Regions from separate parts of the Mus musculus genome. Here all the other regions are linked to region 1. The links are chromatin loops, found by intact Hi-C in ENCODE. Cell type or tissue: heart. All regions are shown on one strand. Region 1 overlaps Spi1 (spleen focus forming virus (SFFV) proviral integration oncogene). Region 2 overlaps Lrp4 (low density lipoprotein receptor-related protein 4). Region 3 holds the start of Arfgap2 (ADP-ribosylation factor GTPase activating protein 2). Region 4 holds the start of Nr1h3 (nuclear receptor subfamily 1, group H, member 3). Region 5 overlaps Lrp4 (low density lipoprotein receptor-related protein 4). Region 6 holds the start of Ddb2 (damage specific DNA binding protein 2). Region 7 overlaps Arfgap2 (ADP-ribosylation factor GTPase activating protein 2).

Evidence for each region. Hi-C counts contacts between places; a loop is a spot of excess contacts. Peaks named below come from ENCODE experiments on the same cell type or tissue, not always from the same donor. Only the 100,000 strongest peaks of a DNase experiment are listed, where the experiment ranks them.
Region 2: a loop joins it to region 1, with 3 times the contacts of the local background. A loop is called at or near these places in 18 of 42 quality-filtered maps.
Region 3: it touches region 1 in a loop (3-fold over the local background); 9 of 42 quality-filtered maps call a loop at or near these places.
Region 4: a loop joins it to region 1, with 6 times the contacts of the local background. A loop is called at or near these places in 23 of 42 quality-filtered maps.
Region 5: it touches region 1 in a loop (6-fold over the local background); 18 of 42 quality-filtered maps call a loop at or near these places.
Region 6: a loop joins it to region 1, with 10 times the contacts of the local background. A loop is called at or near these places in 12 of 42 quality-filtered maps.
Region 7: a loop joins it to region 1, with 4 times the contacts of the local background. A loop is called at or near these places in 7 of 42 quality-filtered maps.

What each region holds. Positions count from the first base shown.
Region 1 is chr2:91,113,700-91,117,699 of GRCm38, reverse strand. It overlaps Spi1 (spleen focus forming virus (SFFV) proviral integration oncogene), which reads right to left. Exons shown (of 5, transcript NM_011355.2): 4 at 3,290-3,455; 5 at 1,941-2,625. The coding sequence ends at 2,306. Among named protein-coding and RNA genes, the nearest start is that of Mybpc3, 2.4 kb to the left of the region's middle. In heart, no CTCF peak of the experiment used is centred here; a DNase peak (open chromatin) is centred at 2,469; H3K4me3 peaks cover 2,307 bases; H3K27ac peaks cover 2,933 bases.
Region 2 is chr2:91,474,155-91,478,154 of GRCm38, reverse strand. Lrp4 (low density lipoprotein receptor-related protein 4) reads right to left here. Exons shown (of 38, transcript NM_172668.3): 6 at 3,679-3,807; 7 at 3,330-3,449; 8 at 2,847-2,972; 9 at 1,764-1,889; 10 at 1,437-1,571; 11 at 932-1,057; 12 at 404-634. Among named protein-coding and RNA genes, the nearest start is that of Lrp4, 19 kb to the right of the region's middle. In heart, no CTCF peak of the experiment used is centred here; DNase peaks (open chromatin) are centred at 1,114, 1,604 and 2,194; H3K27ac peaks cover 909 bases.
Region 3 is chr2:91,263,455-91,267,454 of GRCm38, reverse strand. It overlaps Pacsin3 (protein kinase C and casein kinase substrate in neurons 3), which reads right to left. Exons shown (of 11, transcript NM_001289678.1): 10 at 3,569-3,690; 11 at 2,775-3,264. The coding sequence ends at 3,149. Arfgap2 (ADP-ribosylation factor GTPase activating protein 2) reads right to left here and starts at 2,340. Exons shown (of 16, transcript NM_023854.2): 1 at 2,051-2,340; 2 at 1,765-1,883; 3 at 1,157-1,229; 4 at 199-330; 5 at 39-119. The coding sequence starts at 2,122. In heart, no CTCF peak of the experiment used is centred here; DNase peaks (open chromatin) are centred at 2,274, 3,004 and 3,534; H3K4me3 peaks cover 2,113 bases; H3K27ac peaks cover 2,251 bases.
Region 4 is chr2:91,192,408-91,196,407 of GRCm38, reverse strand. It overlaps Nr1h3 (nuclear receptor subfamily 1, group H, member 3), which reads left to right and starts at 1,292. Exons shown (of 10, transcript NM_001177730.1): 1 at 1,292-1,443; 2 at 2,712-2,791; 3 at 3,666-3,848. The coding sequence starts at 2,749. In heart, a CTCF peak has its summit at 1,693; DNase peaks (open chromatin) are centred at 1,217 and 1,557; H3K4me3 peaks cover 1,274 bases; H3K27ac peaks cover 1,047 bases.
Region 5 is chr2:91,479,266-91,483,265 of GRCm38, reverse strand. It overlaps Lrp4 (low density lipoprotein receptor-related protein 4), which reads right to left. Exons shown (of 38, transcript NM_172668.3): 14 at 2,736-2,953; 15 at 2,397-2,573; 16 at 1,286-1,408. Among named protein-coding and RNA genes, the nearest start is that of Lrp4, 24 kb to the right of the region's middle. In heart, a CTCF peak has its summit at 2,203; no DNase peak of the experiment used is centred here.
Region 6 is chr2:91,235,596-91,239,595 of GRCm38, reverse strand. It overlaps Ddb2 (damage specific DNA binding protein 2), which reads left to right and starts at 2,530. Exons shown (of 10, transcript NM_028119.5): 1 at 2,530-2,906. The coding sequence starts at 2,780. A330069E16Rik (RIKEN cDNA A330069E16 gene) reads right to left here and starts at 2,450. Exons shown (of 2, transcript NR_015464.1): 1 at 2,195-2,450; 2 at 1,239-1,874. In heart, CTCF peaks have their summits at 1,792, 1,992 (motif pointing right) and 3,989 (motif pointing right); a DNase peak (open chromatin) is centred at 2,475; H3K4me3 peaks cover 1,885 bases; H3K27ac peaks cover 1,687 bases.
Region 7 is chr2:91,277,183-91,281,182 of GRCm38, reverse strand. It overlaps Arfgap2 (ADP-ribosylation factor GTPase activating protein 2), which reads right to left. Exons shown (of 16, transcript NM_023854.2): 16 at 3,812-4,000. It overlaps 1110051M20Rik (RIKEN cDNA 1110051M20 gene), which reads left to right. Exons shown (of 9, transcript NM_175123.5): 8 at 1,930-1,993; 9 at 2,226-3,355. The coding sequence ends at 2,400. Among named protein-coding and RNA genes, the nearest start is that of Arfgap2, 14 kb to the right of the region's middle. In heart, a CTCF peak has its summit at 2,031 (motif pointing left); a DNase peak (open chromatin) is centred at 2,062.

The sequences.
Region 1 (4,000 bases):
CGGAGGGTTAGGCAGGGAGGGAATCTGCTGGGAGTTAGTCCCCCCCACCCCACCCCACACACACAAGGGACAAACTAGGCGAGCCTGCAGGCGAGGGCATGGGAGTGGATCTCTAAATGTCCTCCCAAGTAGAGGACAGGAGCAGAGCTAGCTCTTGCTAAAGTCACAAGGACTAACCAAAGATGAATGCAGAGCATTCCAAATCCCCCCAGCTGCCACCCCACTGCCACTGTTCTTGTTCTGTGACCCTCAGTTGGATCAGGCTCATCAGGTGTAACAGGGGAAAAAGTAAATGACGGGGATCTCCATTAAGGAATTCTAGACTAGAATAGATAGCTTATACCAGAAGGAGGGAGTTCACATATAAGCATTTTCCAGTCAATAGAAACCTAGCCGTGATTTCCACCCAATTTTAGTTACTTTAGAGTCATATCACCTGCTCCTAAGTCATGTGCATGAGTGTGTGTGTTGAAGCTATAACTAGCAATCCAGGTTGGTCTCAAACCAATGACAATCCTCCTGCCTCAACCTAAGTGCTGCTATTCTGGGTATGCACTGCTATGCTTATCTCCGAGTCGTCCAGAGAACTGGTCTGGGGCTGGAAGAGAAGGCTCAGTGATTAAAAGCACTTGTTCTTGCCGAGAACTCAGGTTCCGGTCCAAGCACCCACACAATACCTCACAACCATCTGTAACTCCAGCTCCAGGGGACCCAACACCCCTCTTCTAGACTGCAGGCACCAGGCACACACATGGCACACATACATATACGCAGGCAAAAAATTTGTTTAAATGTTTAAGGAACTGGTGTTTGAGAGCCAGAAGAAGAAGAAGAAGAAGAAGAAGGAGAAGAAGAAGAAGGAGGAGGAAGAGGAGGAGGAGGAGGAGGAAGAGGAGGAAGAGGAGAAGGAGGAGGAGGAGGAGGAGGAGGAGAAGGAGAAGGAGAAGGAGAAGGAGAAGAGGAAGAGGAAGAAGAAGAAGAAGAAGAAGAAGAAGAAGAAGAAGAAGAAGAAGAAGAAGAAGAAGAAGAAGAAGAAGAAGAAGAAGAAGAAGAAGAAGAAGAAGAACCAAGTTGGTAAAGGTGTCTGTTGCCTGGTGACCTGAGTTCCACCTCTGGGGTCCACTGGTGGCAGGAGAGAACTGACTCCTGCAAGTTGTCACTGACCTCCACATTTATGCTGTGGCAAGTGTGCACACTCTTACACACACACACACACACACACACACACACACACACACACATACACGATAAATGAATTAAAAAATACTTTTAAAAAACTGCTGCTCTCTTACTGAGCTGTCGTCAGCTCACATGCCATAGCCTTCTCTTGAGACTCGGCAGTCTGACTAGGGGACATCAGCGTGGGCTATGAGGGACCCACATAGCCAGGAGGTGTGCAGGGGTCTTTCCCCCTATAGTGTGACACCCTAGGGTTTGTGTTTCCTGAGGTGTGCAGACATTAGGAGATGTCCTCACTCCCTGTCTGCCACCACCTGCCTACATTCTGTCTACGTCACCTAAATGAAGCAAGATGTTTATAGATGTCCCTTGTCTGTGGCCCCTGGGAGTGCTTTGAAGGGAAGGCTGTGCTTGTGGAGTCTCCATTAAGAATGCTTTGTGGCCAGGCTAGAGAGACGGTACAGCCGGTAAAGTTGACAGATGCTATATGATCAGAAACACCTGTGCTTATTGCTGCGGCCACCACCACCACCACTCTTGGATGGTGTCTCACTCAGAAGATTGCTAAGGACTTTTCAGTATGATCCCTGAGCCCTGATAACAAGCCAAGACTTATCTCACTAGAAACAAGCGCTGTGTGTCCATGGTCCCCGTGTCCCTAGGGCCCAGCTTTGGAAACATGCTCTCTAGACAAATAAGAGATCGTGCACACGGGACGCCCCCTGGACCCGGCACACGCAAACTCTTGAATGAGACACTTCTCTGGGAGAATAGCTGTCAATAATTTTACTTGTCTTTAGTGACTAATGAGGGGGTGGGGAGGAAGAGCTTTTTAAAAAGCATTCAATATACAAAAAGGTGCCAGCGCCAGACTCCCAAGGAAGCACCGTGGCCACTAAGCCAGGCTGACCCTCGGTTGAGGTCCGAGGCCCAGGCGGCCCTTGGAGCGGGCTAGAGTCCTGGTGGGAGGCAAAGCGGGTGGGGCGGGCCAGGCCGGGCATGGGAGGGCGAGGCCGGGCCCCCAGTCCTGCCTCGGCCCTGGGAATGTCCTCCCTGTGTCCGGGCCGGGCGACGGGTTAATGCTATGGCCGGCGGGGTCCAGGAGCCTGGCGGTCTCTGCGGGCGATCAGTGGGGCGGGAGGCGCCGCTCGGCCAGGCCCCCACGGCCCAGCACCTCGCCGCTGAACTGGTAGGTGAGCTTCTTCTTGACTTTCTTCACCTCGCCTGTCTTGCCGTAGTTGCGCAGCGCGCGCGCCATCTTCTGGTAGGTCATCTTCTTGCGGTTGCCCTTCTGGATGCCCCAGCGGTGCGCCAGCGCCTCCTTGTGCTTGGACGAGAACTGGAAGGTACCTTTGTCCTTGTCCACCCACCAGATGCTGTCCTTCATGTCGCCGCTGCGCAGCAGGTCCAGCAGGAACTGGTACAGGCGAATCTTTTTCTTGCTGCCTGTGAGAGATGGGCAACCAAGTGGTGTGTGGACAGGATGCAAGGATTTTATGGGGACCCTCCCACCAGCTCCTCCCAGCCATGGTAGGTGCAAGCACACACGTGCCCACTCCCACTCAAGTGCACACCCCTCCATATATACAAATCCTCATAGATATGTCACGTGTATCCATACATATACCCATATCTGCTCTCACATATCTACATGCCTATCCAAAGGCCTTCACACGCAGGCACTCACACACAAGACCTACACACTCACAGGCCTTCCTCCCACACTCATAGGCCTTCACACATTCACAGGTACTCACACACATGACCTCACACACTCACAGTCCTGTATACACCCAGGCCTTCACAGATATACATACAGTCTCCCATTCACACTCCTACACAATACTGATGCACACACAGACTCTCACGCACTTTGAAATGATGCCTGTTCATTCACAATACAGACAGACTTAGAGACCTGTACAGGTAGAGAAGCATCCACAAACACGCATGTGTGCATACACATGCACATGCACATGCACACACACACACACACACACACACACCTCTGAAACATGGCTGCTGGGCCAGTTGACCTTGGCTAGGAATATGCAAGGTTCATAAATGTAAATGCAGCTACAGTCACTGGATCGGTGATGCTGGACCCTACCTGTCTCCCCGTGCAGAAGACCTGGCCCAGGCTCCAAGCCATCAGCTTCTCCATCAGACACCTCCAGGGGAGGGCTCTGCCTCTCACCCTCCTCCTCATCTGAGCTCTGCTGGTGGGCTGGGGACAAGGTTTGATAAGGGAAGCACATCCGGGGCATGTAGGAAACCTGCAAAGGGAAGAACAGGCGTGAAGTCCATAAGGGATAGCCCAGGGCTGCAGGAGGGGTCAGCAGGGTCGAGGACTAAGAAGGGAAAACTAGGGGCCAGTCTGGACCAAGACTCAGGGGTGCAGGTCTTGGTACAATGAGTTGTTAGTTACCGAGCCTACCACCCTTCCAACTGTGGCCTCTGGTTTAGGGAAGATAAAGGTATATCTTTACGCATGCAAAGGGGCCATGTGCCCTGGCAGTGCACTAGGAATAGTGGGAAGGTTCTGGGGAGCAATGAGCTGGGGCTTAATACGGAAGTGAGTGAGCCTTAATGAGGGGGTGATGAGCCAATGAATGGGCAGTGAAGGTCAGTGAGGGATGGCAGAGATCAATGGTCGGGGTTAGGACCCTGGAGCAGAGAATAGTCAGCAATGAGGATCAATAGGGAGCCAGGAGGTCTGCAGAGGCGAGCATTTAGTGACTCAGAGTCTGGGTACATGGAGAGACAGAAAATGGGGACTATAGGCAGTGGAACCCTGAGGGTCACAAGCAGGAACAGGGTG
Region 2 (4,000 bases), 360 kb before region 1:
CTTGTAGGATAAGCCTGAGGCCACCAGATTAGCTATTGCTTTTTGTATGTGGAGATGGGGGTCTCGTGTATCTCAGCCCGGCTTTAAACTGAATGACCTTGAACTTTTCTGATCCTTTTGCTTCTACCTCTTCAGATGACAGGCAGGCATCATCATGTCTGGTTTATGCAGTGCTTGGGGAATCAAGCTTAGAGCTTTGTGTTCATGCTAAGCAAGCACTCTACCAATTGAGCAGCATTTTCAACTCCTCAGTTGGTTCCTATCTGAGAGTTTCACCCAAGATTTCACTGGAAGAGGCCTTCTGCTTTGTGCACTTTGGAAACACTGGCCCGGCCCCCCCTTTCCGCTGTGTTTTTTTGCACATGGCATTCCAGGCTCTCCACTCAGGGCCTTGTTTTCCTACCTGGGCTCTCTAGCCCAGTAGACACCACCTCCTCTACATTGCTGCCATTAAGGTTGGCACGGAGGATGCGGTCCAGGGTGACATCCGACCAGAAGACCAGCTCCCGCCGGTGATGAAAGTCGAGGGCAATGGCGTTCTCCAGGTTGTTCAGTAGCAGCGTGTACTCGGAGCGGTGCGGGAGCACCTGCCGGATGTCGATACGATTGGCAAACAGTAGCACAGGTTCTGGCCCTGGACACAGCATAGAAATAGGACCCACTGGGCCTCAGAGCCACAGATACCCATCAGCATGCACCCTCAGGGCCTCAGCTCATAGCTGGGGCCCTTTGCCCACTAGAGCATGTCCCAAGCTGCTGAAATTTGGACTAGAACACTAGAATCCTTTCTAACCCCAAACCCAATCGCCTTTCACTTGGCGCCCAGATTGCAATTTGCAAAAAAATCAGTCTACATCTTAGCAAATCCCTCAGCTCTAACACCTGGCTTTTGTCTGTTCCGCCCACCCAGGCAAGTGCCAACCCTCCTTACCCAGAGCTTTGCAGCTGCGCCGATCGGGCCGTAGCTCATACCCTGCTTCACACCAGCACTGGAAAGCCCCTTCAGTGTTTGTGCAGCCCTGGCTGCAGTACCCCTCCTCAGCACATTCGTTTACATCTGTGGATACCAGGCAGGGTGAGGAAGCCTGCCTACAACCATCTTCCCACACACTCCTAAGCCACCCCATTGTCTCCCTGGTCACAGCTCCATATCCCCATCCACTGCCACAGCCAGGAGGGAAACTGTGTAACCAGTGGTTCGGGCTTTGAGGTCATGGAGTCTCAGATTTCAAACTCCAACTCGGCTGCTTACTATCTGTGTGGCTTTGGGTAAATTACCTATACTCTCTGCACTTCTGTTTCCCTATCTGCAAAATGAGAGAAATGATCCCTACTTCCCAGGGTCAGTGTAACGATGAGTCAAGGTCACACCCATCTGATATGTCACCCAGCTTCCCTCCCCTCCTTCCCCCCACCCCCAACAGGCCCCAGCTCACCCTGGCACGTTCTCCCATCCTCTGTGAGCCGGTAGCCTGTGTGGCAGGTACACTGCACTGCCCCTCGCACCATCTGACACTTCTGGGCACAGCCACCGTTGTTAACATTGCAGTTCTCCTCACCCGTCCGGGGCCCTGTGACAGCCAAGCCAGAGTTGGGAGCCGAGCCCAGAATCCACCCCCGTCCAGCCAACTTGGCATTCCACCTGGACCACGAAGAACAGCTCCCAAAAACTGTGAGAGTCCCAAGGGAGGCCTCCCTTTGAACCCTAGGGGTGGGGCTCAGCCACAAACCACGGGCAGGGCCCACCCGCTAGAGACACTCACGACAGTTCTGCTGTGGACTTTCGTCACTGCTGTCACCGCAGTCGTTGATCCCGTTGCACAGCTTCCTCTGCCCAATACAGCGCCCGTTCCAACACAGGAACTGGTCAGAGGCGCACTGGGGGCTTCCTAGAAAGAGAGGGAGGAGGGGGAGAGTCAGGTCACAGGAGGGCAGGGCTTGAGTCCACAAGGGACAGGAGCCTGTCATTTTCTAGGGTAAAGTGGAGCCAGCTGAGCGTCAAGGTGGGAGGGATGGGGTCCGAGGCAGGAAACAGCTCAGACAAGGCTGGTTGAGTGTCTGAGTTTGTTTTCTCCCTGGGATTCCACGATGGATGAGTGATGGGAACAGAGTCGGAGTGTAGTCTTGTAGTCAGAACCAGGTTTAGCAGGGACTGGTGGGGTGGGCGGGGAGCAGACGCAGAGACTGCCAGTCCTTCCTGCAGAGTGGAAGTAGACACTGGGCTACTGGCTGGACAACAGCCCTTCCTCCCAAGGCCAGATTGGAAGTGAGAATTTGAGCAGCTGCAAAGACTCACAGCCTTGACTCTGTGTTCAAGAACTGTACACAGTTCCTCAGCGCATCTGGATTGTGCATGTGCATGTGTGTGTACGTATGTGATATGTTGTGTGGATGTGTGGTACACGCATGTGACTATGAATATGGGTATGTGTGCCCATACCTGTGTGTGCAGAGGCCAAGGACAATATCTGATAACTTTATCGTTCATTCTCTGTCTTATTGCCTTGAGACAAGGTTTCTCATTGAATCAGGAGCTGGCCATTTGGTGAGGCTGGTTGGTTAATGAGCTTCAGGGGTCTGACTTTCTCTTCCCCCCCCAGCGGTGGTGTTACAGGCACTCACAGCCATACCTAGCTTTTTAACTTGGGTGCTAGGGATTTGAACTTGGGTCCTTGTGCTTGCATAGCAAGTGCTATCTCCCCTGCTCCAACAGCTGGATCTGACCCTACTCACTGGGAAGGGCAGGGCAAGTCCAGGCCATTGAAAGCAATGGCAATGTTCCCTTTGCTTCTCTGCCTCCCACTCCCAACATTAGGGCAGGGCGGGGATACCGCTGGGGACTCCACCTGTGTTCTCACAGTTTTCTTCATCGCTGTTGTCCGCACAGTCATCCTCCCCATCACAGCGCCAGGACAGACGGACGCAACGGCCTGACCGACAGCGAAACTGTTCGGCTGTGCACATGGAGGTGGCTGGACAGAGCAAAGACCTAATTAATGGAAGAAAGGCTGGTCCTCCCACCCCAGCCTGAAACTCTCTGCCTCCCAAAGTACACAGGCTACTCTTCTTGATGGTGGTGTTGCAGAAGGTATCTCTTTATGAACCAGGTGACCTTTCCTCAGAGTCCCTTACTTCCGCCTACTATTTTAACTGCCATGGTGTGTCTACAAGTCTGTGGACTACTAGGCGACAGGTATCCTTTAGATATAGTGCCTCTGTGCAGCATACAACCACACAACTGTATAGCTGTTCACTATGTCTTCATGCTCTATCTGCACCCAAACCCTTCTCCTTGGCCCCCCAAGCCTTTGATGCTACCCCCAACTCACTGCAGTTGCGTTCATCAGACTGGTCATCACAGTCTGCATCACCATCACAGCGCCAGCCCGAGTTGATGCACAGGCCACTGTCACACATGAATTCCCCAGAGCGGCAGGGCTGGTGGGAGGCTGGGGAAACAAAGGTCTTCTGTCTCTAGCCAGACCGTGCACACAGCACCTCGTGGAAGAGCAGAAAGTCCCAAGTCCCATCTCCCGCCCCTCCCAACACTCCAGCTCCTCCCCAGAGGGACCGTGGATTTCAGACACTGTTTCCGCCCCAGCTGGCACCTGTGCCCTGACACTGGAGGAAGCTCCTCCTGTCTGGCTGCCCCTCCTCCCAGCTAGCCAGAGCACTCACAGCAGTCAGACTCGTCTGACCAGTCTCCACAGTCGTCATCTCCGTCACAGTGGTAGATGTCGAGGATGCAGCGGCCATAGGCGCACTGGAACTCTTCCAGGTTGCAAGGAGGAGAGGGTACTGCTGAAGCTGGAAGGGAAAGCAGCCCTCCTCAGACCTTAGTGACTAGGGACAGGGGCCTGATTCTTGACAGGGGCAAGGTGTCTTCCTCCAGAATGCTACAAACCGGCTTTCCTTTGTGATGGCACTACAGACTTCTACACGCTAGTGGACCAGAAGTGGATAGAAACCAAGGCTGCTAAGCAAGCATCTGTATGAGTTA
Region 3 (4,000 bases), 150 kb before region 1:
AAAGCATTTATCAGAGGAAACATCCCTGTGGTACTCACCTGAGTATGTTCTGTGAAGAAATCAGAGTCTTTCTTCTCTGGAGAGTGACTTGGAGCACTGTTCATACTGTCTATCCAAAGCTGGAAGAGAGGAGACACTGAAACTCAGGGCTGTTACTATCTCTTATCCCAGCACCCTAGCCCAGGAACCAGCACTCACATCAGTACCATGCCTAGTCAGAGCTGCACTCCCTAACTGCCGGATCTTCTCTCGGTACATCTGGGCAGCTCGGCTCGTATATTTGGTGTTAGCATCATTGGCCATACATCCGTGTTGGCGGAAAAAAGCAGTCTGGAGAGCAAAGAGAAGGAGTAATATGTATGTGCAAATACTCTCGCCAAAGAAAACTGTATTCACACTATAGGAGACACATTACTAAACAATTGGGCTATTATTTATTCAGGATGACACACTACTGACATCAGCAGGTTTTCAAAGAGGTAAACGTCTTCCAAGATTTCTTCTCAAAACAAGACAGAACAACAAAACCTTTTATTTGTATTTATTCCATGTGCACCCCAGCATGTGTGCAGAGGTCAAAGGCCAAGTCCATGGAGTTGGTTCTCTCCTTCCACCTTATGTGGGTTCCCTCAACTGAATGAACTCAGGTTACCAGCCTCCCTCAATAAACACCTTCACTCACTAATTGACCTCCTCCAAAATTCCTCAAAAAACCCAAAAACCACCATGCCAGCCCCTCCCCGTAAGAGCAGGGAACAAGGTCTAGGGGACTGAAGAATGTATGTACTTCTCTGTTCAGCTATCCTCCCTCCAGGAGCCCACAAAACCCCAATGACTATGGAGACACTGCTACTGCCAGAGAGCACCTGTCTAGTTCAGTTTGTATTTCCTTTTTTTTTTCTTTTAATTAGGTATTTTCTTCATTTACATTTCAAATGCTATCCCAAAAGTCCCCCAAGCCCCCCCCCCCAGTTTGTATTTCATTAAGCCTCTTTGAAAGAAGCTGTTTAAATTTTTCTGAATTTAGAAAAGTGTGTGGCATGTTCCAGAGCTGCAAACTCTCGGAACAGAGAAACCAAACTCACTTTGAGAAATCAAGGAAAAGTTAAATACCCAGGCAGAAGGATGGGGGTGGAAGAAGGTAAAGGAACGTTACCGCATTGGCATTCCCGCCGACCTGCATACACCTCAGCTGCAACCAGCTCCAGTTCGAATCCAACTCTGTGGACCTGTGTACAAGGGCTGAGTGTCACCTTCCCTATCAAGACTAAACCTGTCATTCGGCCTCAGGCTTCTGTGGGTGTCCAGGAACCATCAGTCACTGTCCCATTTCCTCCTCTCTCCCCTGTATTTGAAATCATTGCGCTTCGCCTAATCCAAAGGGTACTAATTATTTCTGAAAAGGAGATCCGAAAGGAGGTCGACTTCTGAGAAATGCAGGCACGGGTTTGGCTCTTCTTAAAGTTTGGTCAAAGTCGCACTGGAGACCTACTGGGCCAATCTTTCTGCAATAACAAGGTCAATGCATCTAAGCTCTCCCCCAAACTGATGCTGAGTACCATGTTAACTGTGAAGAGAGAAGTCTACAGAGGTGGAACCCCCCGCCGCCCTCCGCCCGCAAGCCCCCGCTGTAGGCTACCAGAACTCCCGCCAGGAGAAATCCAAACATCAAATTCAGGAAGGTCCAAGTCCAGGCGCCCTCTCCCCGTCGCTGACCACGCACACAGCCCCCGTGGAGGCACAGCACCCTCACACAGAACCTACCTGATAAAGCTGAGATGGACACCCAAGGAGCGATGCACTCCGGAGCAGTCAATACACAAAAATACACCGTAAGTGATGCTGGCCCAACTAGGACTCTTGGCGCCACAATCGAAACAGGCCTAAGTGGAAAAGACGACAAGCGAACGGTTAGGGCCCAGAGTCGAGGCCCGGCGCTAGAAACCACAAGAAAGCCTCCAACCTCCGTCCTCGCCCTCCCTCAGACCCCAGGGGACAAGAGACGTCTTCTCCGCCGGCGTCAGGACCCGTACCCCGCCCGCTCAAGCACCTTGTTGGTGGGAATTGCGCGAAGTCTCTTAAAAATAGTCTGGATTTCGGTCTTGCTCGGGCTCGCCGCCATTTTCTCTCCTTCCCAGACACAACCGCGACCGACAGGTCCCGGCGCGGGCCAATCCTCGGCGGCGAAGGCAGGCTCACCGCGCCGGTCACGACAGGGCCCCGACCCGCCTACGAGTGGAGTGATTCGACCAGATCTGGGCCAATGAACGTCGGGCGGGGCTGAAACATGACGTTAGCAGCCGGGAGCTCCACCACGGGCCTGAGAGTGAACGCCGCGCTGCGCCTGGCCAATCCGCAGCCCGAGCGGGCGACGGCTCGTGGACTGGCCCAAACTTCCTCACGAGTTCCTGCTGGACCCGGGTACCCTACGTACCGCTCGACCACTGGCTGTAGGCGTCAGGCAGAGAGCCATGGTAACAGACTCTGTGATGGACGAGTAATGATTAACAATCTCCCAAGTGCTCATAGCCCCATCCGGAAGGCATTGGCAGGGCTCCAGCTCAGCTCACAATCCAGCAACTGGCCTAGAGCAGAGGCCAGCACACAACAACCTTGATCACCAAGTCCCTTCCAGTCCAGATTGCACTCCTGAAATTCCGGGGCAGATACCAGGAGGCAACTGCCTGCCCAATCCCAGTTCCATAACACATGGCACGCCCACGGGCCGACCCCGTGCCTCCCACCAGCAAGAGTAGGCTATCAAAAGACGCTCACAACACTTGATGGGGTTTTTATTCTTAATCAAATTTAATGCACACTACAAGTCACAAAAGAAGGTGCTGCCAGCCTCAAACTACATTCTCCCCAACCTCACCCCAGGAACTCCTAAACAGTTTAGGAGCTGGATCCTCCCACTCTGGGATGACCCAAATGTTCCCGAGGAGGCTCGGGCACCTCTCGACCCTCCATCATTCCAACCTCCAACTCTAGACACAGACCCCTGCCCTTCATGGGCCCTGAGACTTCCTCCTGTGGGAAAAGAGAGACAGCAGCAGCACATGGTTCAGGGCCTTCAGGTCCAGCAGTCCAGGAAGGGTTAAGCTCTGGCCCAGGTCAGAGAGACGCCTTGGTAGGGCTGTCAGGGCACTCAGGCGCCCACACATTCTACGTAATTGGCAGGGTACAGACCAATGCGGCCACTCTGCAGCTGGCCCTGGCACCAGCCCTGCTCATCCTCCTCGCTCATCTTCAGCAACTCTTCCCCTGAAGAAAGACAAAACAGTCATTGCCCAAAGCACTGGCTTTACTGGTCTCAAAACTAGGTCATGGACTGGGGGATGGAATAGCACAAGGGCCGACAAACTGGAGGATACCCAACTCAGACCAGGATAGGACACAGCCAGGAAAAGCCACCCAACCTTAGACCCCAGGGAGGCAACTGTCAGGCTGCAGCTGGACCCTGAGCAGCCTGTGAGGATGGAGTCCCTGGCTTTCTTCGTCTACAGCCCTGCTCTAGCAAGTAGGACGGGGGCTGAAGTGGGAAGGACCATGAAAGGGCCCAGCATACCTGCTCGGAAGCTCAGCTCATCAGCCTCCTGGCCAGCATAGTCATAAAGCGCCCGTACCCTCACCCCAGTGGCAACTTTCCGGGGACTCTCCTCATCTGACCAGTCCTCGTCCTGCCCGCTACTAGAGAGGGGAACACAAGGGGCACAACTCAGGGCACAAGACCCACTGTATCCAGTACTCAAGACAAAGGGCTTGGCTGCTTGGCGGCGGGCAGGGAGGAGCCAAGTGAACAGCCATCCTGCTGCCACTCACTACTGTGGATACAGGTCTATCTCTGTGCACAGGACTGTTATACAGCCAAACTTCGAGAGACACCGGACCATGGAGCAAATCTAAACCTCGGTGAAATTAACTCTCCCAAGATGGCCGTCGGGCACTGATGTGATAGGAAAGCAGGAAGAAGTGGTAACAAGCAAGCCATAGAGCCCGG
Region 4 (4,000 bases), 79 kb before region 1:
TCAGACACAGGAAGAAAAGAGCCCGGAGAAAAGACATCTGAATTCTGATCTCAGTTTGGCCAATGTGTGGTCTTGGGCAAGCTTACAAACAGCAGTGTGCGCTGTAAAACAGAGCCGTTTACTCTTTAGTAAAAGGCGAAAGATTTTAGAGCCGTTTACTCTTGGCGCTCCCTCAGGAACCAGGAGATAATGAGAGATTTGTATATGGCAACAAAGATTCAGAAAGTTGACAAAGCTTCAAGGTTCAAGGTTATGGGAAGACAAACCACTAAAGGAACTGGGAGTGGACAGATAATCCCCGCCCATCCTTGGACATTACTGTGACACACTGTGTTGATCTTTATTCTCACATTGATCATATGTGGCAAAACTATCATCATCGTCGTCATCGTCCCCATCTTAAAGAAAAAGAGAGGTTCAGAGACATTAAAGAAAAAGAGAGGTTCAGAGACATTAAAGAAAAAGAGAGGTTCAGAGACATTAAAGAAAAAGAGAGGTTCAGAGACATTAAAGAAAAAGAGAGGTTCAGAGACATTAACTTGCTCAGTCAAGATGGCCTAGTTGGATGGGGCAAAGTTCAGCACAGAAGTGCTTTCCTAGCCTAGGTTATAGCCCTCCCTGCGTTGTAACTGTAACACGGAGGTTTGAACCCAGAACCCTAAAGAGAAATGATTGTGGTGAATTGGAATGAATGCAAGCTAACAAGTGTGGAACAGAAGAGAGAGCCATTTGTTTGTTTGTTTGTTTGTTTACTTATTCAACAAAAAGAAACATAGTCTCCTCTCTAAACCAGCTGCTGATCCCCTTGGGAGATTAAATCAGAAAGGCATGATGTATTCCTTCAGGGCTAAATCTCTTGTCCCAGGAAGCAAGGCAGGAAAGCTATGGCTTTAGAGTCAGTAGATCTTGACACCATCTCAGATGGGGCTGTTCCGTAGATGAGGTTGCCTTCTTATCTATGGGGGGGGGGGTGTCTATTCTGGACTGGCCCCTGGGTTGCTAATGTCTGCTTCTCTCACTCCTCCCCCAGGCCTCTTTTTATTGGCCTCTTCCTTTCTCTGTCCCCCTCAGGGCATCCACACACAAACTCACTGGAAGGCCCAGCACCTGCCTGTCTTCACCCTTGGAGTTCTACTGGCTTGGCTCAGTCCTGGGGCTAGTGGGGAGAGCTTGGCGCCTTCCCAGAGGCAGGGGAGGAGGGAGGCTGGGAACACAGGCTGGGGCTTGGTGTCGCAATTCCGGGCCGTGCCGGGACCTTTGCTCCGCGAGGTGTCTTTGGGAGGAGGGGGGAGGGAACGCTGACTCTGGAGGCTGCTGGGATTAGGGTGGGGGTGACTGAGAAGCAGTCCTTCTGTCAGAGCAAAGAGCCTCCAGGGTGAGGAGAGGAAGGAGAGAGATGGAACTAGACCGGTCTGCGGGGAAACGCGACAGTTTTGGTAGAGGGTAGGGGACAGGGTGGCGCCGGCTAAGAGGGTGGCCGGCCGGGGAGGAGTTAGTCTGGTGGGGAAGCTACCTCGTGGGCGGGGGCCTAATGAAGCTAAGAGTCTTGGGTCGCCAGTAGGAAGGACCCCTTGGCAGTCCCTCCCCTTGGCCTTTTCCTACATTACTGCTTCTCCCTGCTGGCCCCTGTGCGCTCAGCTCTTGTCACTGGCTGCCCGCTGCGGCCTCGAAGGCCAGGTACTGCAACACCCTCTTCTCCCAGCAAGGGGGCTCCAGAGACTACGCAGCCGGGAAGTCTGGTGGCCTGGGGATTCGGCGAGTCTGCTCAGTGGCTGGGGGGCTCTATCCTTGCATCTGGGTGGGGAGGGATGTGATGGGAGGATGTTCTAGAAGTGAGGAATATCTAACGGGACATCTGGGCGGGGATAGAGTTTTACTAAGTCTCAGAAGAACTGGAGGGGTTCTGGGAGAGGAGGCCCGCTACTGGTGAGATTCTTGAGACAAGAACTTAATACTAGGACTTCAGTAACGGCAGGGAAAAGATTATAATAAACAGACCCATAGAGTGAGCTTCGATCCAGTCTTGTGGTTCTGCCAACTTTGGCTTGCCCTAATGTCAGACCAGATGGAAGGACCCTCCACTCAGCCTGGAGACAGGCGCAGAAAAGGATAGAACAAAGCTGAGAACGCAAACAAGTCAGGATTCTACTCTTGGCTGGACCACCTCCACCTGTCTGTCTATAGGCAGTTTCCTTAATCTCTTTGAACCTTAATTTGCTTATCTTTAAAATGAATTTAAGAATAGGCCTGACAGGGTGGAGGTTGTAGAGTTCAATGGCCAACCATTTGCCTAGCCTGCCTGAAGTGTCCTGGGTTCAATCTTTAGAACTGGGAAAAAATTTATATATATAAATGAATGGGAGAGAGAGAGAGAGAGAGACTCCTGAATTCAGCCAGGTTGGTGCTGCATGCCTTTAATCCTGGCATTCGGGAGGCAGAGGTAAGTGGATTTGAGTTTGAGGCTAGCCTGGTTTACACAGAGAGAATTCAAGGACAGCCAGTACTACATAGAGAAACCCTGTCTCGAAAAACAAACCAACCAATCAAACAAAGAAATCCGGACTTCATAGGGATATAGTAAAGAAGGCTTCATAGGCTAATCTATGAGAAGTAAATGTCAGTCGATGCTGTGAGGACAGAAAAAAGGCACAGGGCACAGAAGGGAGCCCAGGCCTAGTTCTGGAAATGTGTAACCTGGCTTGTTCCTGCAGGACAGTGTCTTGGTAATGTCCAGGGCTCCAGGAAGAGATGTCCTTGTGGCTGGAGGCCTCAATGCCTGATGTTTCTCCTGGTAAGCTGTTTTATTCAAACCTTCTCCCCGGAGCCCAGGTCTCTGGCTCCTCTCCTACCTCAGGAATCAGCCCCCTCCCCTCACTGCATCCAGCACCCCTTAGAAGCACTGCCAGATCTAAGTGTTGCTCAAACCCTTTCCCCTGGTTCTAGTGCTTGGTCAGTGAAGTCCTCAGTCTGGGCTTGCTTTTCTGGGAAAGCTGACACGTCTCATGCTTAGACAGCTCTGGCTTTGAGAGTTCTGTCCGCTCTATGAAGTGGATGCCCTCCATCATCCCCCCAGGGGGCAAAGGCTAGCACCTTTAAGATCATTTAAGATCTTGATGTACTAGTTGGGCAGTGGTGGTACACGCCTTTAATCCCAGCACTTAGGAAGCAGAGGCAGTTGGATCTCTGTGAGTTCAAGGTCAGCCTGAACTACCCAGAGAAACCTTATTGTGTGTGTGTGTGTGTGTGTGTGTGTGTGTGTGTGTGTGTGTGTGCGCGCGCGCTTGTGTAGGGTGTCTTGATATGCAAAGGGCTGCAACCAACACCAGTCTTCAATCCTACGGAGTACTGGAATCTGAAATCATGAGCTGTGGCTTAGCTACCTTCTTTTTCTGTTTGTTCTTTGTTTGCTTTGAGACAGGGTTTTTCTGTGTAGAGTGGCTGTCCTAGAACTTACTCTGTAGACCAGGCTGGCCTCAAATGTAGAGATCCACCTGCTTCTGTCTCTCAAGTGCTCGGATTAAAGGTGTGCACCACCACACCTGGCTAGCTTGCTTGCCTTCTAAGGGTAGAGTTGAGTTTGTAGTTTCCCAGCCAAGACACTTGGGGATGGAGTCTAGATAGGACCTGAACCCACACCCATTCTCCCGTGCTTCTCTTGGGCTCAGATTCTGCAACGGAGTTGTGGAAGACAGAACCTCAAGATGCAGGAGACCAGGGAGGCAACACTTGCATCCTCAGGGAGGAAGCCAGGATGCCCCAGTCAACTGGGGTTGCTTTAGGGATAGGGTTGGAGTCAGCAGAGCCTACAGCCCTGCTCCCCAGGGCAGAGACCCTCCCAGAGCCGACAGGTAAGAGTCACCTGGATTTGGAGAAGGTAAAGTCTCCCTAGATAGGGGAGAGAAACTCTGGGGCTCTTTGCTTTCTAACGTCACAATTAAATCTGAATGCTCTGGGTCAGCTAGACACGGATGACTTTGGTATGAATTGTGTCCATATCTTA
Region 5 (4,000 bases), 370 kb before region 1:
TCTGCCTAACTTCCAAATCCCTCTTCCAAGCCTTGATAAATCATTGGGAGAATGTCCCTGGAAGCATTTTGCATCTAAGACAGCAGAAGCAGATGGGCACAAGAAGGCAGGCAGTGGTGGTCACGCCTTTATCCCAGCACTCAGGAGGCAGAGGCAGGCGGAGCTCTTGAGTGTGAGGCCAGCCTGGTCTACAGAGTGAGTTCCAGGACTGCCAGGGCTATACAGAGAAACCCTGACTCAAAAAAAAAAAAAAAAAAAAAAGGCCCAGGAAAAAACATACAGTATGAAACTAGTTCTCAGTATGTATCTGAATGAAACCTCAAAATATTTTCCCCAGTCACTGTTTGGACAGGGCCCAGAGAATCTGATTCTTGCCTCTGTGTATGTCTGTATGTTTGTGAAATTGTATATGAGTATGTGTAAACATGTGTACATGTGGAAGTTGTGCAGCTTCTCCTACATCTTCACCTTATTACTCATTTTGAGACAAGTTCTCTCAGTGAATTCAAACCCCACTGATTGGCTAGACTGGCTGGCTTGTGAGCTTCAGGGATCTGCCTGCCTCCCTATGCACCCAGCTCTGGGGTTAGATAGACACCACCACACCCTAGTCTCCCAATTTCGATTTTAATTAGATTTAAGAGAGTCAGTGGATTATACAGCATGAATACATACATGTTGAATTCGTTGTGACGGATACATAATGAATTAATCCTGCCCTCTTGCTGGTCATGCCCTATGCCTGATCAACAACTCCCTGGACTAGCCTTAGATAAGGTCACCTTTGTGCCGAGATTTCTAGGGCTGACTTTGCAAGGTAAAATTGTCTTGTAGGAGCTCTAAGGAACCAAAGCAGAGATTATGGAAGAGACCAGGGAATCCTATCATCTTTTACTTGGTGGTCACAGATCATCATCTGGGATCCCAGTTGCTCTCTATTCTAACAACACAAACTCTTCTATGGATCAGGCTAAAGGGACAGAAGTTGGAAACCACTGCCCTGCTTTTTAGAGGAACTGGACCTTCTTTCTGCGCAGACAGAAGGCATTCTGCCTGTTGAGGTGAGAGCTAGGTGTTTGTACACTGAATGATGCCTCCAGCTACCACTGGGTTCTAGGTCCTCAGCTTTGACTTGGAAGCCCTCGGTCTCTACAGTCAGTCATGGATTCCTTGAGGAATCTGGCCCTCCCTGCCTGACAAGCCTTCCCTCCAACTCCTCTCACTGCTCCTTCTAACTGTCCCCAAAAGGCACCTCCTCTGAGGCTGGTGTCCCAAACCCACTTACTCTGGGCACAGGCGTGGCTGTTGATCTTGCGGAAGCCGGTGGGGCAGGCACAGGTGTAGTTCTGGCCACTGGGTAGACACAGGTGAGTGCAACCTCCATTGTTGTCCCCACAGCGGTTTTTCCCTGCTCAAAGAGCCCAGAGCAAGATGATCAGGAAAAATGAAACGCTTACAAAGGTAGACCCCACCAGGACAAAGGGTTGGAGGGTTTTCTTCAAGAACTCTGGCAGGGTGGTGGTGGCACACGCCTTTAATCCCAGCCAGCACTTGGGAGGCAAAGGCAGGCAGATTTCTGAGTTCGAGGCCAGCCTGGTCTACAAAAGTGAGCTCCAGGACAGCCAGGGCTATACAGAGAAACCCTGTCTTGAACCCCCCTCCAAAAAAAGAACTCTGTGGGGTGCAGACACCAAACCTAAACATTAGTGTTGATGCCAAGAAGTGCTTGCTGACAGGAGCCTGATACAGCTGTCTCCTGAGAGGCTCTGTCAGTTCCTGACCAATACAGATGTGGATGTTTGCAGCCAACCATTGGACTGAGCCCAGGGACCCCAATGGAGGAGTTAGGGGAAGGACTGAAGGAACTGAAGGGGCCATCTCTGGCATCAGTGGAAGGGGAGGCACTTGGTCTTGTGAAGGCTCCATGCCCCAGTGTGGAGGAATGCTAGGATGATGAGGTAGGAGTGGATGGGTGGGGGAGCACCCTCATAGAAGTGTTGTAAGGGGGGATGGGATAAGGGGTTTGCAGAGTGGAAACCAGGAAAAGGGATAACATTTGAAATGAAAACAAATTAGTCTATTAAAAAAAGAAAAAACCAACTCTGTGGGATTAATTTCGATATCTTTTCCAGATGTGAATACGAGTACCTGTAAATGTTTGCATTTTATGGAAAAAGCCAGATGAGTCCTGATGTTGTACTACCCTAAATGTCCAGCAGAGAGAGCAAGTAGCCCATGTTAATGCCAGCTCTGGACTTCCCTGACTGGAATTCACTGTATCTGTAACAAGTGCAAGGCGGATTCTCAAGAGGCACCAGCAGCCACATCACTGGTGACAAATCTAGCTCACTTGATGTGACTTTTTTTTTTTTTTTTTTTTTTTTTTTTTTTTTTACCTGCGGGCTGGCGCTGGGGGTGCAAGGTATGAATGTCCATAGGAAAGTGGAGCTTGTTGCGAATGATTTCCTGGTTCTTCCCCGTAAACTTGTTGGCACTATTGATGCTCTTGGTGTGCCAGTCTGTCCAATACAAGCTGTCTTCAAACACTGTGATGGCAAAGGGATGTGGGAGGCCTGGAGACAGTCCAAAAAGACCTTAGTCCAGACATGGCCTGCCATGGCCCCTGAGCCCAGCCAGACCTGGCAGCCACACACATCTCACCCTCTGCCAAGGCTCCTGGGGGCAGGATTGGGGAAGGAGCAGAGAGATGAAAGACAGCACACCAAAGACCTCACCCTGGCTAATGACAGCCTTGCGGTGACTCCCATCTAGATTGGCCCTCTCGATGACGTGGTGCTTAGCATCCACCCAGTACATGCGGCGACCAGCGTAGTCGATGGTGAGGCCGTTGGGCCAGAAAAGATGAGTGTCAGCAATGATGCGACGCCCAGAGCCGTCCATGCTGGAGGCCTCAATGCGGGGGGTGTTGCCCCAGTCTGTCCAATAAATGGTTCTAGGAAGAAAGGAAGTCAAGAGATGGATGGCGGAGGACTGATGAATGACAGCCACGGTGACGGAACAGGAGACGGCTTTACACGTTGGGTTTCACCCGTTTGCCTGGAAACCATCTCGTTTGTTTATTCATTTGTTTGTGTCTGTTTGTTAGTTTATTATCTATCTATCTATCTATCAATCTATCTATCTATCTATCTATCTATCATCTATCTTTGAGGCAGGGTCTCACTATATAGCCTTGGCTGACCTGGCACTCACTATGTAGACCAGGCTGGCCTGGAACTCACTGTGTAGATCAGGCTGGCCTCAAACTCAGAGCTCCATCTGCTTCACTGAGTACTGGGATTAAAGGCATATGCTACCATGCCCGGCTTTGAAGTATGCTTTTTTCAAAAAAAAAATTTACTTATTTAAAATGCTTCCTCCCTCCCCCCCGTGTTTGAAGACTGAACCCAACGAGTTAAACCCAGAACCTAACGCGAGGCAACTGTTTTATCACAGAGCTGTATCACCAGTTCTGAAGAATGATGTTTTAAGTATCTCGATTGAATTGCCTGGAGACAGAGCATTTGTTCATCAGATTTTTAAAAGTGCCTGCTATGGAAGGGGTGCAACCGGCGCTAGAAACGGAGCAGTGGACAGCAATCCCTGAGCCCGTGAAGACGACGAGAGAGTGCAGTGTATATGTTAGGACACACAGGCTCTTCTTTCTCAGTCTCTTCTGCTGCCTGGCCTGTTCTATGCCCCCTCTCCCTCACACCATACTTCTCAAACAGTTGACATCTAATTGCAGGATCTTGCGAGTCATCCCCTCAAGAGGTGGCATGGAATGTATACAGGCCAGAGGCTAGGAATTTTCATTTCAAGAGACTTCAATGCAGGAGACTTGTCTATTAATTTTTAAAATTATTTCAAATTAATGATATTAATTACCTCAACTACTGGCTGCTTTAAATTAATAATAATTTTTAATTAGCTTCACTCTATGGGCTAATAAAAAAACACTAGGCAGTTCAAACTTACCTAATTAGTATATTTTATTCCA
Region 6 (4,000 bases), 120 kb before region 1:
ACCACACACACACACACACACACACTCACTCATCTAAAACCAAACGACAATATTTCTTACGAAAAATATCGCTCCTTGAACCAAAAGCTGGCATTCTCTTTGGTTTGCTTGTTGTTATGTTTGCTTTTGGGTTTTACTATTATTTACTTGTTTGCTTGGTTTGAGACAGGGACGCACTGTGTAGCTTAAACTGGTCTGGAACTCACAGTGCTGCCCAGGCTAGACTCAGACTCAAAACATTTTTCTGTTTTAACTTGGGTGGGATTGCAAGTATAAGCCACCACGTCTGATTAAGAGAATACCAGTATAGACAGTGGTGTCTCACACCTTTGATCCCAGCACTCAGGAGGCAGAGGCAGGTGGATCTCTGTGGAGGCCAGCCTGACTACAGACTGAGTTCTAGACCACCCAGGGCTATTGGTGATATGCTCTCTCAAGCAACAACAAAAAAGACACATGAAGCACACCAAAACAAAGTGTAAAAATAAAATAGATGACCATTCTGATCATTACAGGCTAACAAAACCCCGAAGTGGACCTATACAAACTCAAGTGATTTATTTTCCCTCATAATCTTCCTAGTTAATATCTTACAACTTTTTTAGGATTCTTTTTTGTTGTTGTTGTTGTTGTTTTGTTTGTTTGTTTTTCGAGACAGGGTTTCTCTGTGTAGCCCTGGCTGTCCTGGAACTCACTCTGTAGACCAGGCTGGCCTTGAACTCAGAAATCCGCCTGCCTCTGCCTCCCAAGTGCTGAGATTAAAGGCATGCGCCACCACTGCTGGGTTTACTTATTTCTTTGTTTTGTTTTCCCAGGGTTTCTCTGCAGCCTTGGCTATTTATTTACTTATTTAGGTTTTCCAGACAGTGTTTCTCTGTAGCCTTTGCTGTCCTGGAACTAGCGCTGCAGACTAGACCTACTTCTGCCTCCTAAGTGCTGGAATTAAAGGCATATTCCACCACTGACCAGCTTGTAATTTTTTTTTTTTTACTTATGTGTATACATGTTTCTTTATGTGCTTATGTGTATATATGGCTGCATCTGCCTGCAGAGTCCAGAAAAGGGTGTCTGGTCTTCTGGAGCTGGAGTTACATATAGGTATTTGTGAGCCACCTGCCTGGGTACTGGGAACAGAATTCAGGTCCTCTGAAAAAGCAGCAAGCTCTCTTAGCCATTAAACCATCTCTCCAGCCACTAAGCTACAATTCTTAATTTAAGCACATCTTAGGACATCCCCATTATTGGTGCTGGGTTCAGCTTTTTATTTTCTTCTAGAGCATCATTTTAATTTAAAATAAAATTAAACTACATTAAAACATATAAATTTTACATATGTTTATGTAAGTATCATCTTCATAAGGAATACATTACTTTTGACACACACATATTGTATTCTTTAAATTGGGTTAGGCACATCTTCTCAGATATCGTTTGTGGTGAAAACATTCAAAACCTTTCTACCTTTAGAAAATATACAGCAAACCCATTGTCTGCTGTCACCTTGCTGTGCAATAGCATGCCAGATTTTCTCACTCTTTTTCTTTTTTAAAGATTTATTTATTATTATAAATAATTACACTGTAGCTGTCTTCAGACACTCCAGAAGAGGGAGTCAGATCTCATTACAGATGGTTGTGAGCCACCATGTCGTTGCTGAGATGTGAACTCAGGACCTTTGGAAAAGCAGTCAGTGCTCTTAACCGCTGAGCCATCGCTCCAGCCCCAGATTTTCTCACTCTTATCTGATCCTTACAAGATATCAGTGTAGTCCAGGCAAACTCTTCATGCCTCAGCCTCCTCAGTGTTGGGAATTACACAGAGCCTGCCACCATAGATACAGCTCTTTTCTATAGTATGAGGTAAAATACATTCATCTGTAAAGCGAGAGGAAAGAATCAAATGCTAAGGCTGTGATTGGGTAATCAGAGGCACTTTTTTTTTTTTTTTAAGATTTATTTATTTAATACACTGTCATTTCAGAAACACCAGAAGAGGGCATCAGATCCCAATACAGATGGTTGTGAGCCACCTTGTGGTTGCTGGGAATTGAACTCAGGACCTCTGGAAGAGCAGTCAGTGCTCTTAACCACTGAGCCATCTCTCCAGCCCTAGAGACACCTATTATTAATGGGGGAAATGAGAAATATTTAGCCACACTTGAATCTTTGCTCTTTTTAAGACATAAACTACCTACTTTTATCTGTCTCTGTCTCTCTCTCTCTCTCTTTGTTGTTCTTCGAGACAGGGTTTCTCTGCGTAGGTCACCGGATTGCTGGAACGTGTACACCAGGCTGGCCTGAAACGCCGCCTGGCTCCGCCTCCAGCATGCAGGGTTTACGGCCAGCGCTCCCTCCTCAGGTTCAAATAATCGGCTTTCTTCAGATCCAGCACAAGCCAAGGCCCAGCTCCTAGGGAGTTAAAATAAAAAACCCTCCCTGTGAGCTGCACACGTTACTCCGGAAGAGGAGGAGCGGCCGGGGGCGGGCCGTGCCCGAGGGGTTGGGGCAGTCCGGGGCAGTTCCGGGGGCAAGACAGCCCCCTACTGTGGCAATCCCGAGGGGGCGGGGCAGTTCCAAGGGGCGGGACAGCCCTGAGGGGACGGGGCGGGGCTAAAAGTAAAGCAGCCCGGAGGAGCGTTTGGCGCGAAGGTGTCTTAGCTGCGCTACCTGCGACGGCGCTGCCTCATACGTAGTCCCTTCCTGTTTTCTCCACGGAGGCTTTTCCACTCCTTGCTTCGTTATTTTGCCACAGAGCTTGATATCTCTTCACCGAGTACGTCATGGCTCCCAAGAAATGCCCAGAAACCCAGAAGTCCCCCGACGTTGCGGTGCTCCTCAGGAGCAAAAGTCGCAGAGGTCCTCAGGAGCTGGAGCCCGAAGCCAAGAAGCTGCGTGTGCAGGGTCCCGGTACGGCCTGTGCTGCTGCCTTAGCTTTCCGGGGGTTCAGGGTGCTCGCGCCAGAGGCTGAAGCTGGGGTGGTGGGTGCTTGTGCCTGGGCTTCTGAAGCAGTTCTTGGCTTCTGTCGCCTCAGGCTGTGATTTTATTTGGGAGATCGAGGGTTCGAACCCAGGCCTCCAGTTCTCTCAGCAAGTGGGCTGCCACTGAGCCACACGCTGCCGACTGGTTTTATTGGCCAGTTCATTGACAGCAGAGAGTTTTAAGTTGAACAGCCCCCCCACCTCTACCCCAGGTGACAGAAAGAGTCAGATGAGTGCCATCACCGTAAAAGCCACAGTCCCCACTTTCCTTGTTCCAGAAGTTTTACACATCTACTGTTTCAAAGTAATCCTCCCTTTCATAGCCTCTCGGTTATGTTAGCTCTGAGAGTCTGAAATTCCCTCCCTCCTTTCTTCAGAAAGCGCATTCTCAGAGGTTTACCAGGACTTGAACCTGGGGCTATAAGGAATGTGATAAATTGATAAGAGTGGTTTTAGCCATGAAAAGAAAGGAAAGTTGTCAAGAGAAAAAAAGGACTTATAGATTGGGTCCACCAGAAGGGCTTGGTAATTCAGAGTTGTTTTATTTATTTGTTTGTTTGTTTATTTATTTATTTATTTATTTAGTTTTTCGAGACAGGGTTTTTCTGTGTAGCCCTGGCTGTCCTCAGAACTCAGAAATCCGCCTGCCTCTGTCTCCCAAGTGCTGGGAATAAAGGCGTGTGCCACCATTCCCGGCTTATTTTTATTATACTCTGATTTACCTCTCTTCCTTGAAGCCACCTAATCAATTTGGAACTTTTCTAAACCTTACTGCATTCTTCTGGTTTCCACTCAAGTAATGGTTGCTCATGACATTATTTAGTATTTCTTTAAATACAGAGTCTTGCTCTATAGCCCAGGCTGGCCTCCAATCCAAGTATGCTGCAGCTTCTGAGTGCTAGGATTACAGTTATACACCACTGTATTTGGATAGCTCTTATTTTATTTTTTTAAGATTTATTTTATTTAATGTATGAGTCCACTGTAGCTGTCTTCAGATACACCAGAAGAGGGCATCGGATC
Region 7 (4,000 bases), 160 kb before region 1:
TCCCAGTTAGGGACCAGCAGGCCACTCTTGCTCTGAAGGTTTGTTGATTTTTGTTGTTTTGAGGCAAGGTCTCATTGTATATGTAGCTCTGTGTAGCCTGGAGTGTACTAAGTAGACCAGGCTAGCCACCTGCCTCTGCCTCCAAATGAGTGCTGGGATTAAAGGCTTATTAGTACGTTTTTTTGTTTTATGTTTTTTTGTTTTATTTTGTTTTTCTTCGGTTTTCCGGAACAGGGTTTCTCTGTGTAGCCCTGGCTGTCCTGGAACTCACTTTGTAGACTAGGTTGGCCTTGAACTCAGAAATCCTCCTGCCTCTGCCTCCCAAGTGCTGGGATCAAAGGCATGCGCCACCACTGCCCGGCTTGTGTTAGTAAGCTTTAAGCACTTACTATTATGTCTTTGCTCGGGAGACTCTCCTGTGTGATTAGATCCAGGTTCCTGAGCCTCCCCTCTGTGCCAGTTTAGGGAATGGCATCGAGGGAAGGGCAGCTAATGAACATCTGCTAAATGCCTCACACAGCTGGCCAGAAGCTGTACTGGAACCTTTATGCTTATTTCTGTATACACACTTCAGCCAGAGTTCTAGAGGAGACAGGCGAGCTAAGTAGTCAATCAGAAGCCTGGTTACTAGCAATGATCACAGCCCGTGTTAACTGCATCCCCCCCTGTTCAGGCAGTGTTGGGGCACCTTTAATACCAGCACTCAGGAGGTAGAGGCAGAGGAGGCAGATCTCTATGAATCTCTGTGAGGCCAGCCTGCTCTACAGAATTTCAGGATAGCCAAGAATACTGTTTCAAAAAGGGAGGGAGGGAGGAAGGGAGGGAGGGAGGGAGGGAGGGAGGGAGGGAGGGAGGGAGGGAGGAAGGAAGGAAGGAAGGAAGGAAGGAAGGAAGGAAGGAAGGAAGGAAGGAAAACAGAAAAGAACCTTCTGAAGGGAAAAAAAAAGGAGCCTTGTGCAATGTTTCCTACATCCTGATTAGTGGCTAGTGTGTAGACTAAGCAGTGACAGAGGCAGCATGTGTTAGAAATAGGAACTTGGAAATACCCTGGTTCTGTTTGTGGAAGGCTGGGATACTCCTGAAACACCCCACAAAATTATAAGATGAATCACCTGATGCCTCTTAGAAGAGTCAGTGCTGGACACTTTTGAGTCTTTCTGAAGCCCAGCATCACTGTCCAGTCTAGGGACTAAACTACCATTAAGCCCTGATCTTTCAACAATTTACTGGCAACAATCTTTCTCTCTGAAAATTTCAATCCCTCAAGAAATGTCAATTGTATTTATCCCCAGCAACCAACAAAAAAAGAAAACAGAAAAGAATCTAATTAATTTGTAAAAGAGCAAAAAGAAAAAAATTTAAGTGGGGAAGCATTCAAGACTCTTCATACACTTCCCAATAGAATCAGCAAACTATGCCCTCATGGCTAAGGAACCAACCCAGACAGATGTTAGTCTAAGTCATCAGGGTGGGACTGCTTCCCCCCCCCCCCCAACATAGCCCTGACCTGGGGACATACAATTGGCTATTTTCTACCCCTGGAGTCACCTTAGGCCATTACCATCCAGCATAGCACTGGGGCCTCAAGAACTAGACACCCAGTGCTGCCACAAGAACTAGACACTCCCAGTACTGGTCACAAGAACTAGACACACCCAGTGCTGGTCACAGACCCACCTCCAGTCTTGGAAGGGGATTGATCACCTGGTTGTAATCTTCTTAGCTGTCACTCTTGTCCCAAATGAGGAAGGGAAAATAGCGAGTCTCACTACATCTATAAAGTGGTACTCAAGATTTCTCGTTCCACATAAACTAACTTTCCCTGGTCAACCAGTTGTCAGACATGAAGGCAAAGGGCAAAGTATCTGCTTCCTGGTTGAAGGGCCCTCCTACTGTTTTATGACTTCACCCCAAATACCTGTCTTCTAGGAGCTTTGCCAGACAAAGGAGACCTGATGCACGACCCAGCCATGGATGAAGAGCTGGAACGGCTGTAAGTGTCAAGTGGGAAGATGCTGCCCTCTTGCGGAAGCCAAATCTGTCAGATGTGGCTGTGCCCCACTGTAGGCGACACAGCACACTGGTCAGGGAAAGGCTTGGGGCCAGGAGAGAAGAGAGGCACCATAAGTCCTTGGGGCTCTGCCCAAGTCTAAGAGTAAGTAGAGGTCCTCATCTCTGAACAGGAGATTCATCACATCACCCTCTGGGCTTCTTTCCTTCCTCAGGCTGGTCCAGGTCCCAGGCCTGGTCAACTCCATCACTGCCACTTCTGAGGCCAGCTGCCTGCCTTCCCGAACCCCTCCCCGGGTTGGTTCCCCGTGGAAACCCCTCCATCGCTCCCGCAAATTGGATGCAGAGAGCGATGGCTCCACTGAAGAGACAGATGAGTCTGAGACTTGAATCTGAAGGGTCCCATCTGTGGCCTGTACCTTGTTCCCACCCTGCTTTTGCTGCCCACACCAGACTTCTCCAGCATCACTGTGCCACCCTCTGCTGAAGAGAAGGGTGAATTAATAACAGCCCTAGTAAGACCAGCCCAGTTCAGTGATCCTCAGAATCCCCTAACTCATGCTCTCAGCAACCTGCTGGGCCCTGAGCTGACATACATCACAGAGAAGGGTCTGCTTTAGTCTTCTGTTGGCAGGGCTGCTTATGCTTTAAGTACTGTCATCTCAGCCAGTCCATGATCCTCCTAGTAAGGGTAATTTTTCACAACAGCATTTATAAGGGAAACGTGAATTAGTAATGCAGGGTCTTCCTGGTGGAGGGTGATTCCTGAGAGCATGTGCTGGGAAGACCTATCAACTGGCCTGCTGGAGAGATCAGCCACTAGCTGGAATAAGAGGGAGGATGGGCAAGAATTTTACTTTCAAAATATACTTCAAGTTTGTATGGAATAGTCAAATCTGTGAAATGAATAAAGTCCCTTGTGTCTGGTAAGCAATGAGTCTAAAGCCAGTAGGCTCCAGGGAGGGAAGGCAAAGTGGAACTTGGGTGCTTTTCTGACTGGATGGGAGGCGGAACTTGGGGGCCATCCAGGATGGCCACCTGCCTCAACTGACAGAGGACCTGGCCTCCTACAGATGAGGACAGCCGTTCAAAGCAGGTGTTGTGAATTTGGCCCGAGTGTTTGGTCAGGTTCTCCACCTATGAGACCCTGGCCACAAGAACTAGATAAGAGCTGCACAGCCTTCTCCACTAGATATTTGTGAAGACCAGACCCCAGGTTAGGCAGTGGTGCACATCTGCACAAAGCAGGCCTAGGGTTTTGGAGCAGAGACTGGAAAGGTCAGAGGTGAGCCTCATCCTTCTTGAATGAGGTAGGTCTCCACAAAATAAAATTCACTAAGGAGTCATGACTGCCTGCTCCAAGTAAGGCCGATGTTAACATTCACTGGACACATAATTTTCCTGCATCTTCCCTGCCAATGGATGGTTGCAAGTGGCTTCCAAAAGCCCTGTGGTACCAAGCCTACCTACAGGCATCTGAGGTTTCTCAAATTCTTGTGTGTACCCGATCCACAGAGAAACTTGTAACAGTGCCAATCACCAAGCCGGAGTCCTACTATCCCAAGCTGGGGTTGGAAACAAATCATGTATTTCAAACACCCCGGATGATTCCAAGGTACTAGAAAGCACTTGGAACTTGGCTTCCTGTACCTGCCTTTCTAATCATTTCCCAGAGTAGCTTATAACTGTATGCTGAGGAGTTCCAAGGACAGAGTGACCCTGTAAGGAAAGGGGTTTATATATGGCATCTCTAACTCTTCTAAAATGTATTTATATATTAAAAAGTCTGAATCTTTAAAATGTTTCTCCAAGCCAGGCATTTTACTAAATGCCTGCCATTCAGCGCCAGGGCCGAGACAGGAGGATTTCAAGTACAAAGCCAGTCTGGGCTGTGGAGACAGTCTCAAACAAAAGCAAAAACAGAGCTCTGATGACAAACAGGTCCCTGTCTGCCTCCTGTGATGAGGTGCTGAACCACTGAGGTTGCAGA